Regions from separate parts of the Homo sapiens genome. Here region 1 is linked to region 2. Evidence: read pairs that join two places in POLR2A ChIA-PET (ENCODE). Cell type or tissue: CD4-positive, alpha-beta T cell. All regions are shown on one strand. Links, peaks and the distances in the headings refer to the core of each region. The heading gives the core; the rest is flanking DNA.

What was found. ChIA-PET counts read pairs that join two places held together with the same protein. Peaks named below come from ENCODE experiments on the same cell type or tissue, not always from the same donor. Only the 100,000 strongest peaks of a DNase experiment are listed, where the experiment ranks them.
Region 1: POLR2A ChIA-PET joins it to region 2 with 10 read pairs; 2 of 35 experiments call an interaction of 5 or more read pairs at or near these places.

Annotation. Positions count from the first base shown.
Region 1 is chr15:51,859,185-51,864,565 of GRCh38, forward strand. It overlaps TMOD3 (tropomodulin 3), which reads left to right. Exons shown (of 10, transcript NM_014547.5): 2 at 3,627-3,826. The coding sequence starts at 3,701. It also overlaps the pseudogene LOC100422490. Among named protein-coding and RNA genes, the nearest start is that of TMOD3, 32 kb to the left of the region's middle. In CD4-positive, alpha-beta T cell, for the core only: no CTCF peak of the experiment used is centred there; a DNase peak (open chromatin) is centred at 2,967; H3K4me3 peaks cover 596 bases; H3K27ac peaks cover 662 bases.
Region 2 is chr15:51,942,679-51,948,059 of GRCh38, forward strand. It overlaps LEO1 (LEO1 component of Paf1/RNA polymerase II complex), which reads right to left. Exons shown (of 12, transcript NM_138792.4): 11 at 4,614-4,711. It overlaps LOC112268148 (a long non-coding RNA gene), which reads left to right. Exons shown (of 3, transcript XR_007064635.1): 3 at 4,312-4,617. Among named protein-coding and RNA genes, the nearest start is that of LEO1, 26 kb to the right of the region's middle. RefSeq lists a silencer at 4,312-4,525. In CD4-positive, alpha-beta T cell, for the core only: no CTCF peak of the experiment used is centred there; no DNase peak of the experiment used is centred there.

The DNA of each region.
Region 1 (5,381 bases), core at 87-5,086, 83 kb before region 2:
CACAAACGGCCAGTCTGATACATAGCATGTTTAGCTACAGATGCCTCTGCTGACTCTCCCTGCAACATTTTCATTGCTCGCCAGTAGATCTGTCTGCAGTTTTCAGGTCTACCAAGGGGGTGGTTCAATGGTTCCTTGATACAATCCACCCAAAGATCAGAATCTACAGATCCAAACTCTCTCAAAGCCCTCTCATAATATTCTCTTAATGTTCACCATCTTGCAGGATTCTTGCTGTTTTCAAACTGAATCATTTTCCTGAAAAAGTCAACTGAAAATGGATGGCTGTTCTGTAAACTTTTATACACAGCTCTGGCTTTTTTGTAGCCACCATGTTGATAAGCCCAATCCAGGTACTTATCCTTCAGGGTTACTGAGTTGGCACCTGTGACAGCTAAGAGAGCTTTCTTAAAGATTGCCTCGGTGTCTTCTTGGCTTTTGGCACCTTCACTCCACTCTGCCAAGAAGTCCACAATGGTAGACAAACCTGGAGTTTCAGGTGCACAGAGTCTTCCTCAAAAAGCATGGCTATGTCAGGGCTCTTTGAGTCAATCAGCACATGCACCTTCATCTGCCACATTGTCCCAGAGTCTCTATAAACAGTTCAGTCCCAGCTACTGCCACCTCTAGAGCTTTCCTCAGGAAGTTATGGCACAGCAACAACTCAAGTCAACTGCTTGTATTGGAATTCTGGCAGAAGCTTGAGTTCATGTGCCCTTCTGAATGCAGTCATGGTTCTTTCCAACCTCTTCCCTCTGAGGAACCCACTATTTGTCTTCTTAGTAAATCTTTCCAAGCAAAAGGTGATATAACACTTCCACATGGCCTCCCTTGGCAGAGTCTTCACTGCCTCTTCATATACGGCACAGCATCTGTCCTCCTTCTGGCCCTCCTCTGCTTTGTCTTATTTCGTTGTAGGCTGTACGCTGCTCTTCTCCCGTTTGTGACTCGATCTCTAATTGTCACCTTGCCGCATAATCCCAAGTGAGAAGATCATCTGTGTGTAGAGCCTGAGGGTCATCATAAATTTCTATTTGTAGACCTTTGGCAAAGTCAAATCGCTGTGCAGTTGAAAGCAGTGACACATGAAATTCTGCACCTTAAATTATGCTTACAGAATTTTCATAGATGATCCGTGCCAATTTGCCCTTAAGGATTTCTTCAGAATAATCAGGATTCTCCACATCCATGTTGGCTTTTTGAAATTCTTGCTTTTCCTTCCTCAGTTTTTCAGCATGCATCAGCTCCATCCTAAAGTAGTCTTGATAAAGTTTTGGGCCCTCTGGATGAAAGTGCAGTGCCCAAAGAAATAGTTGCCTTGCACTTTCTGAAGACAAGCAGTCTTCCATTTCCCATTTGGCTGCCATAATCCACAAAGCTGGCTTGTTGGAATGAATGGCCAACATGGCAGAGAATACCTTGCTAAGTTGAGTTTTAGTAGCCCATTTCTTACAAAAAACTACATAGGAGGCCAGGCACGGTGGCTCATGCCTGTAGTCCCAGCACTTTGGGAGGCCGAGGCGGGTGGATCACCTGAGGTCAGGAGTTGGAGACCAGCCTGACCAACAAGGTGAAACCCCGTCTCTACTAAAAATACAAAAATTAGCCGGGCCTGGTGGCAGGCGCCTGTGGTCCCAGCCACTCAGGAGGCTGAGACAGGAGAATTGCTTGAACCCAGGAGGCAGAGGTTGCAGTGAGCCGAGGTCATGCCACTGCACTCCAGCCTAGGCGACAGAGCAAGACTCCATCTCAAAAAACAAACAAAAACCTACATAGGAGAGCCAAAGTTGAACATCGTCTTTCCTCTTTGCTGAGGCACTTCGGAAAACACCTTGTACCTGGTGTACAATAGAATTCTCAATCTCATCCTTCTTAAATGAATATCCAATGCGTGTTCTTCTCTGGATCTGTTCGAAAAGATTAATTTCATGTTGAACATAATTGATAAAGTCGTCCTTGAAAAGGGCTCTTTCCTGGATTCTGTACTGTAGATCAGAAGCCTTCTTAATGATAGCGTTAATCTCTGCATGACTGAACAGTCCAATGTGCTCTAGCTGTTCCAATTCAGGGAGCTGATCTTCTTTGTGTTCCTGAATTATCTCTGCCATGAGGTCCGAACTCTACAACCCCATGGGAGCTTCTCAACCGCGAACACGTGCAGGAAGCTCCCCCATTTGCTTGTTGTTGGACCCAAGGTGGTTGCTAGTCAAATTGCTGTCAGACTCCAGTGGTGAGCCTGCCTTTCTAAACAGTTTGAACATTTCCATTCATGGGAGATGGAAACACATCAAAGGAGCCTTAAAATGTTACTGGTTTGCAGAAAAAACATACTAAAATATTAAGCTGAGAAAACTTGAGGGAAGGGGTAGTAAAGGAAATGTATCAAACTGAAGTACTGAGCATTTTGCAGTCAAGAAAAACGTAACCAAATCACTAAGTCTAAAGTGTATTTATTTCCATAGGTACTAGGTACTTTTTTTTTTTTTTTTTTGAGACAAGGTCTTGCTATGTCACCCAGGCTAGAGTGTAAAGGCACGATCTTGGCTCACTGCAACCTCTGCCTCCTGGGCTGAAGCCATCCTCCCATCTCAGCCTCCTGAGTAGCTGGGACCGCAGGTGTATACCACCACACCTGGCTGATGTTTTGTATTTTTCACCATGTTGCCCAGGCTGCTCTTAAACTCCTGAGCTCAAGCGATTCACCTGCCTCGGACTCCCAACGTTCTGGGATTACAGATGTGAGTCACTGCGTCTGGCCCAGTACTAGGTATATTTTATGAGACAGACAGTTCATACATATGGCTGGAATATGCAGAAATCCTTGGTTTCGCCTTTCCTATAGAACAGTCCTGCCGAATCAGCAGATGATTAGCTCTTTGATATATGCCAACTTCTGTGTCTCTAGAGCTACTATTAACCTGCTTGTTGATTAACCTCATGGCTGCCTGGGAGAGACCGCACAGGAAGGAAATGATGATGGTCCCTTCCCACAGTCAGACCCTCCCACCAACCTTGTCAGTCAGTGGATGACATATCCCAGCATGATTTTGAGTATTTTACTCAATCATCTTCAGAATGCTGTATTTTTTTCCTTTAAAAACACCTCAGAAAAATATTTTCAAATGCATCTTTTCAAAAGAATATTTTTCCTAGTGGCAAGAGACCACTCCTGTCATGTGGAATGTATTGCTATCCCCCCATATTAATACTGAGTCATATTGTTCTCCTAAACAATATATAGTAAAACAAATGTGCCTTAAACATATTGTGCTGAAGCAAAGTACTCTGGTAAAATAATTTGAAAGCTATTGATGGAAAATCTTTTATTTTGACACATAATTTCTTTCCCCCTAAAATTTAATTATTAGAAATTCTAAATTCTATCAAGTGGCTGCCTTAATGGATTTGAATTTTGTTTTATCTTTTCCCTCTTTTTTCCTGGTTGATTTTTTTTTTCTCAACACAAGGCAAAAGGCATTGAATGATTCATAAACAAGAATAGTATGTGATATGTGATCAAAGAATATATGACACATGGAAATTACATTTCACTTAACCTGAGAATTAGATCTAAGTAGGTGGAGATGACTTACTATTTAAAATGTATTTGTTTCTTCTCTCCATAGCTTTAAGAAAAAGTAGAGATCACTTCTGACTGTACTGAACAGCAAAAATTAAGTGACTTGCTGCCCTGCACATCATGGCACTGCCATTCCGTAAGGACTTAGAAAAGTACAAAGACCTTGATGAAGATGAGCTCCTTGGGAATCTGTCAGAAACAGAACTGAAACAACTGGAAACTGTTTTGGATGATCTTGACCCCGAGGTAGGTGCTAGGTGATGAAGAGAAATGAAATAACTTTTCGAATTCTTTGAAACTCAGTAGCTGCCTTTGAGCTTTTCCATGACTTTTCTCTGGCACCTTCCACCCTTTCCTCCACTTTATCCAAATCAAGTTGCTTTTGGCTCTCTCTCCAGTTCCCCACTTCTGCCTCCATATGTTTAATGACATGACTGTCCTAAACTACTTCAGTATCCTTGTTTTCAAACATCTCCTGAAATTTTTTCCTCCTCTAAGAAATTTTTCTCCTCTGTGCAGGAAGGGATATTTTTAGTACAATGCAGCAGATGGTTACCTTTTTGATACACGCCAACCTCTGTCTCTTCAGAGCTTCTATGCCAGGTGGCTCCAGTGTAGAATGCCTCTAAAAGATTCTTCATGACCCTAAATCTAATTGTTCCCTTTCTGAAAGAGGCTGACCGAATTGATTACATTTCCAGACATTGGTAGAATAGATCTAAGTAACTTCTTGGCAATACAGCAGTCCACTGTGGAGCAGACATGAATATATGTATGTAAGCTTTAACTTGCAAGGTGGATGTTGTTTGTCTTATAAATTACACAAGGCTAAGATAGACACCCATGACCCTTGAATTGTTATTCCCTGATATGTTGGAGGACGGGCAGTGAAGGAAGAGCCTGAAGGTCGTGAAGGTAATGGTTGTTTGCTAGGCTTCTTTTCTTTACCACATTTCTTTATGCCAAGACGTTGATTTTAAGTATCCTCTAAGGACTGAGATGGAGTTCATTTTATAACGTTGTTGTTACTGGATGATGTATCTATACCATAGATCAAATCCCTTAACCATAATTACTATTATAAGGAAAAGTTCCCAGTACATCTGATTGGAGGGGGATTACTCAGGATAATGATGCTGTTTTTATCACATCACAACAGTATCTTCTGTAGGCAGTTCAATCTATTAGACCTATTTGAATCAAATGTTTTAGAACTGGAAAAAGTGGCTGGGTGCTCACGCCTATAATCGCAGCACTTTGGGAGGCCGAGGCGGGTGGATCACTTGAGGCCAGGAGTTCGAGACCAGCCTGGCCAACATAGTGAACCCCGTCTCTACTAAATATACAAAAATTAGCTGGGCATGGTGGTGCACGCATGTAGCCCCAGGCTACTTGGGAAGTGGAGGTATGAGAATTGCTTGAGCCAGAGAGGTGGAAGTTGCAGTGAGCCGAAATTGCACCACTGTACTCCAGCTTGGGTGACAGAGCAAGACTTATCTCAAAAAAAAAAAAAAAAAAACTGGAAAAAGCATAAGACTTTATCTAGTCCCTAGGCCAGGTTCCTCAATCTTGACAGTATTTACTTTTGAGGTTGGATAATTTGTTGTAGGGGGGCCGTTCTGTGCCTTGGAGGGATGTTTAACAACATCCCTGACCAGTAGCACACTCCTCCTGTTTTAAAATGTTCCTAGGATGTTGTTTTAATCAGGTTTGGTAATGGATGACACACACTGAAACTACTGCCTTGAAAGAAGAGTTTATTACTTACAGTTCCAAGAGTAGGAGGCACAGCATGCCACAC
Region 2 (5,381 bases), core at 67-5,066:
TGAGAGGCCGAGGTGGGTGGATCACCTGATGTCAGGAGTTCCAGACCAACCTGACCAACATGGCAAAACCCTGTCTCTACTAAAAATACAAAAATTAGCTGGGCGTGGTGGCAGGTGCCTATAATCCCAACTACTAGGAAGGCTGAGGCAGGAGAATTGCTTGAACCCAGGAGGTGGAGGTTGCAGTGAGCCAAGATGGCACCACTGCAATCCAGCCTGGGCAACAGAATGAGACTTTGTCTCAAAAAAAAAAAAAAAACCAAAAAAAAAACAACAAACAAATTTTGTCTAGTGCCAGGCACAGTGGCTCACGCCTGTAATCCCAGCACTTTGGGTGGTTGAGGTGAGAGGATCCCTTGAGCTCAGGAGTTTGAGACCAGCTTGGGCAACAAAGTGAGACCCTCTGTGTATAAAAAATAGACTGGGCGTGGTGGTTCACACCTGTAATCCCAGCACTTTGGGAGACCAATGCGGGCAGATCATGAGGTCAGCAGTTCAAGACCAGCCTGGCCAACATAGTGAAACCCCATGTCTACTAAAAATACAAAAAACTAGCCAGGCGTGGTGGCGGGCACCTGTAATCCCAGATACTTGGGAGGCTGAGGCAGGAGAATCGCTTGAATTCGGGAGGCGGAAGTTGCAGTGAGCCAAGATCACGCCACTGCACTCCAGCCTGGGCGACAGTGTGAAAATCCATCTCAAAAATAAATAAATAAATAAAATAAAATAAATTTAAAAATAGGCTAGGCACAGTGGCTCACACCTGTAATCCCAGCACTTTGGGAGGCTGAGGCAGGTGAATCACAAGGTCAGGAGTTCGAGACCAGCCTGGCCAACATGGTGAAACCCCGTCTCTACTAAAAGTACAAAAATTAGCCAGGCATGGTGGCATGTGCCTGTAATCCCAGCTACTTGGGAGGCTGAGGCAGGAGAATCGCTTAAACCTGGGAGATGGAGGTGGCAGGGAGCCGAGATCGCACCACCGCACCCCTGCCTGGGCAACAGAGTGAGACCCTGTCTCAAAAAAAAAAAGAAAGAAAGAAAGGCATGATAACAATGTATTAGCAAGACAGAATATCACTAAAGTGAGAGAAGTGATTAAAAAAAAAAAAAAAAAGGTACCAAATGGGAATTCTTACACTGAAAGGGTAACTGAAATGAAATGTGACCAGAACAGCACAATAGTAGATTTGAACTAGGATCAGCAGACTTGATGGATCGACAGAGATTATGCAATCTGAAGAACGGAGAAAACAGAATGAAGAAAAATGAATAGTCCCAGAGAAATGTGAGACACCACTAAACACACCAACATACACCTAATGGGAATGGCAGGAGAGGACAGAAAACAGCAGAAAAAATATTAAATGAAACAGTGACTGAAAACTTCCCAGATTTGTTGAAAAACATTACCCTACACATCCAAGAAACTCAACAAATTGCAAGTAGAATAAATGCAAAGAGAACCACGTGCAGATACATCACAGTAAAAATGCTGAAAGACAGAAAACTTCCTGAAAGCAGCTAGAGAAAAATGACTTGTCACATGCAAGGGAATCTCAAGACGATAAAGAGCTGGCTTCTCATCAGAACAATGGAGGGCAGAAGGCAGAGGATGGCATATTCAAAGTGCCAAAAGAAATCACCATTAGAAAGCTCATTTTTCAATAATAATAATGGAAGCCAAAAATCTCCTGAAAGAAAATTGCCCTAAAATTGCACAACCACTGAAAATGTTTCAAGAGGGTAAAATATATTTCAGATAAAGATACCAAAGAAGAAAATAGGAATTTCAGCTACATAGCTTTACAAAGGTACCAGTTAGGGTAAAGGATAGAAATAAGAATTTTTAAAAAATTATTTATAATTTTTAATTGCTAATAATCATGCTGTCTGGTACATTACTGATTTACTCCTGAATGAAACTTAAGGGAAGTCCTTATCTTAGAGAGTTTAGGCCTACTTGTCAGAGAACAAACTGAAATGGTCAACAGTCTGTTTCCATGTGCCTTTTAACAATTCCAATTTCATCACATTTTGAAATAGTAATGATATCTTCATAATATAAATATATACTTTTCATATATACTATGTGTAATAAAACTTTATATTAATTTATACACATGATATGATATAAAATTTTAACTTTACAGCAACGCTGAGAGAAAAATGAGGTTCAGAAAAGCCAGACATTTAAGATAAAAGATTTCAGTGGTAGAAGCAGGATTCCAACCTAGGTAGTCTTTTAAGACTCCAAAGCCTCTACTCTCTCAGCTCTGCTATGCTACCTTGATCTATAGATACCTGGGAAACAGGTAAGGCCATTATTTCACAGGCACAATCAACATACTCTCAACAAAGCAGTCAGTGATCCTACTAAGAGTTAAATCATATCTTCTCTCCTCTGCTGAAAACTTCCAATGAAAACCACTCAGAATAAAAAACCAAAATAAAACAGTCCATCGCAGTGGCTTATGCCTGTAATCCCAGCACTTTGGGAAGTTGAGGCAGGCACACTGCTTGAGCCCATGAATTCGGGACCAGCCTGGGCAACATGCTGAAACCCCATCTCTACAAAAAATACAAAAAAAAAAAAAAAAAGCCTTACAAATGGTGTGAGGCCCTAGGTGACCTGGCCCTATCATATTTCTGCCCTCTTCCTCTCACTCACAAGGCTCCAGCTTCAGCCTCTGTGCTTTCTTCACACATGCCAGGCAGGTTCCCACCTCAGGGCCTATGCACTTCCTAATTCTGCATGCAACACTCTCCAGAGAGCTGAAGAGTTCACTGTCACTACCTTCAGACGTTTACTCAAAGATCACCATTCCAGTGAGAGCTTCCCTGAACAGCATTTCTAAAAGTATAACATCCCAACTCCCAAGACCCCCCAGAGCATTCTCTATATCGTTTTCCTGCATAATTTGTCTCCTTATCACTTTTCACCATCTGTTATACCATATATAGTATTTTACTTTATATAGTATTTCACTGGTATAATGAAAACTTTAAATTTCTCAGTATCTCCACATCACCCAGTGGGGTGTTAAATACTCACTGGAGTGTTAAGAAAAAGAGGCCAGGCGCACTGGCTCACGCCTGTAATCCCAACACTTCGGGAGGCTGAGGCAGGCAGATCACAAGGTCAGGAGATTGAGACCATCCTAGCTAACACAGTGAAACCCCATCCCTACTAAAAATACGAAAAATTAGCCAGGCATGGTAGCAGGCGCCTGTAGTCCCAGCTACTCGGGAGGCTGAGGCAGGAAAATGGCATGAACCCAGGAGGCAGAGCTTGCAGTGAACCGAGATCACGCCACTGCACTCCAGCCTGGGCAACAGAGCGAGACTCTGTCTTAAAAAAAAAGAAAAAGAAAAATTCTCAGGGCCTATTCTCTTATAATATGAAAAAGATGCTGTTTAAAAATAAGATAAAATATTTTTAAATTATCTTGAAATAATTTATGTCAATAATAAATGAAAATTTATTTCAATTTATTAAATTACTCAATACAATTTCAAATACTTTTTGAGATGGAGTTTTACTCCTGTTGCCCAGGCTGGAGCACAATGGCGCGATCTCGGCTCACTGCAACTTCCACCTCCCAGGTTCAGGCAATTCTCCTGCCTCAGTCTCCTGAGGCTGAGAGTAGCTAGGATTACAGGCATGCGCCACCACGCCCTGCTAATTTGTATTTTTAGTAGATACGAGGTTTCTCCATGTTGGTCAGGCTAGTCTCGAACTCCCAACCTCAGGTGATCCGCTTGCCTCGGCCTCCCAAAGTGCTGGGATTAACAGCCATGAGCCACCATGCCCGGCCAAATACTGTTTCATCTAAATAAAAAGAAAATAGGTTTTCCCAACATAAGAATGAAATCATTTTCTTTTTTTTTTTTTGAGACAGGGTCTCACTCTTTTGCCTAAGCTGGAGTGCAGTGGTGCAATCATGTCTCACTGCAGCCTCAAGCAATCCTCCCACCTCAAGACTCTGGTAGCTGAGACTACAGGCACACACCACTACATCCAGCTAATTTTTGTATTTTTTTGGAGAGATGGGGTCTCCCTATATTGCCCAGTCTAGTCTCAAACTCCTGAGCTCAAGCAATCTGTCTGCCTAGCCCTCCCAGAATACTGGGATTACAGGCATGAGCCACTGCATCCAACCAAGAATGAATTATTTTCCTAATTTAAAAAAAAAATACTGAGAAGTTTTACAAAAAGGAGATACACCCTCTGGTCTACCACACTGAATGATCTGTCATTCTCTCTTGGATTAGCCTTGGTATGTCAGGGACCTGCACCTTTTCTTCCAGGCCTTTCCATCTATCCGGAGTGACCTACCAGAGACAGGACAGTTTGACCAGCAAGCTTCTGATCACTCTTCAACACCCAGCAAGAAGTCTTATCCTCCATGCAGCCTTCTAAGACCTCTCTAAGCACAGGTATCAGATCCTCCTCTGGATCACTCTGTCTTGTTACTGCATTTATCTCACTGGATTTCAGTGACGTGTGTAGACAACTAATTTGTGCCTGCCTGATCTGTGAGCTCTTCATTCAAAGCAGTTGGCTCCTGAGTACAGGATAAACCCCTAGAATTGAATAAATTTGGTCTTACCTCATCACTGGTAAGTTTCTTTGCTTTGAGTAATCTTTGAGCTTTATCTTCTTCTGATCCCTCATCACTGTCTGATGAATAGATTCTGGCTCGTTCCTCTGAAAGCAAAAGTACAGATTGTGAGTCACCTTTTTTTTTTTCTGAGACAGGGTCTTGCTTTGAGGCCCAGGCTGGAGTGCAGTGGCACAATCATGGCTCACTGCAGCCTTGACCTCCTGGGCTTAGGTGATCCTCCTGCCTCAGCCTCCCAAGTAGGTGGGACCACAGGTGTGCACTACCTACCCATGCCCAGCTGATTTTTTTTTTCTTTTTAGTGGAGATGAAGTCTTGCCATGTTGCCCAGGCTGGTCTTGAACTTCCTAAAATCAAGCGATCCTCCTTCTTCAGCCCCCTAAAGTGCTGGGATTATAGGCGTGAGCCACTGTGTCCAACTGTGAGTAACTTTCAAAGACAGTGACCTATTCATTCTTAAATGTTTTCTTCTGATAAATATCTTTAGTTCCCTCTGTATATTTCCTCCCAGGGGAACCAAATAATTTTAAAGTTTTTGATTTAAAGATAAGTATAAATTTTAGATATGCGGAAATGAAGCAGACTTACCCTCTCAAAATACAAAAACCTGACCACTTTTAAAGATGAAAAAGGTTTGTGTGCAAGGTGTCTAAAGAGGCAAGATACCCTACTCTTACGAAGTCAACTATTAAAGCCTGAGACATTCTTCCACCAGTAACAGTTAATTCCAAAATGAGTTTGAAGGTAAAGCAAGAA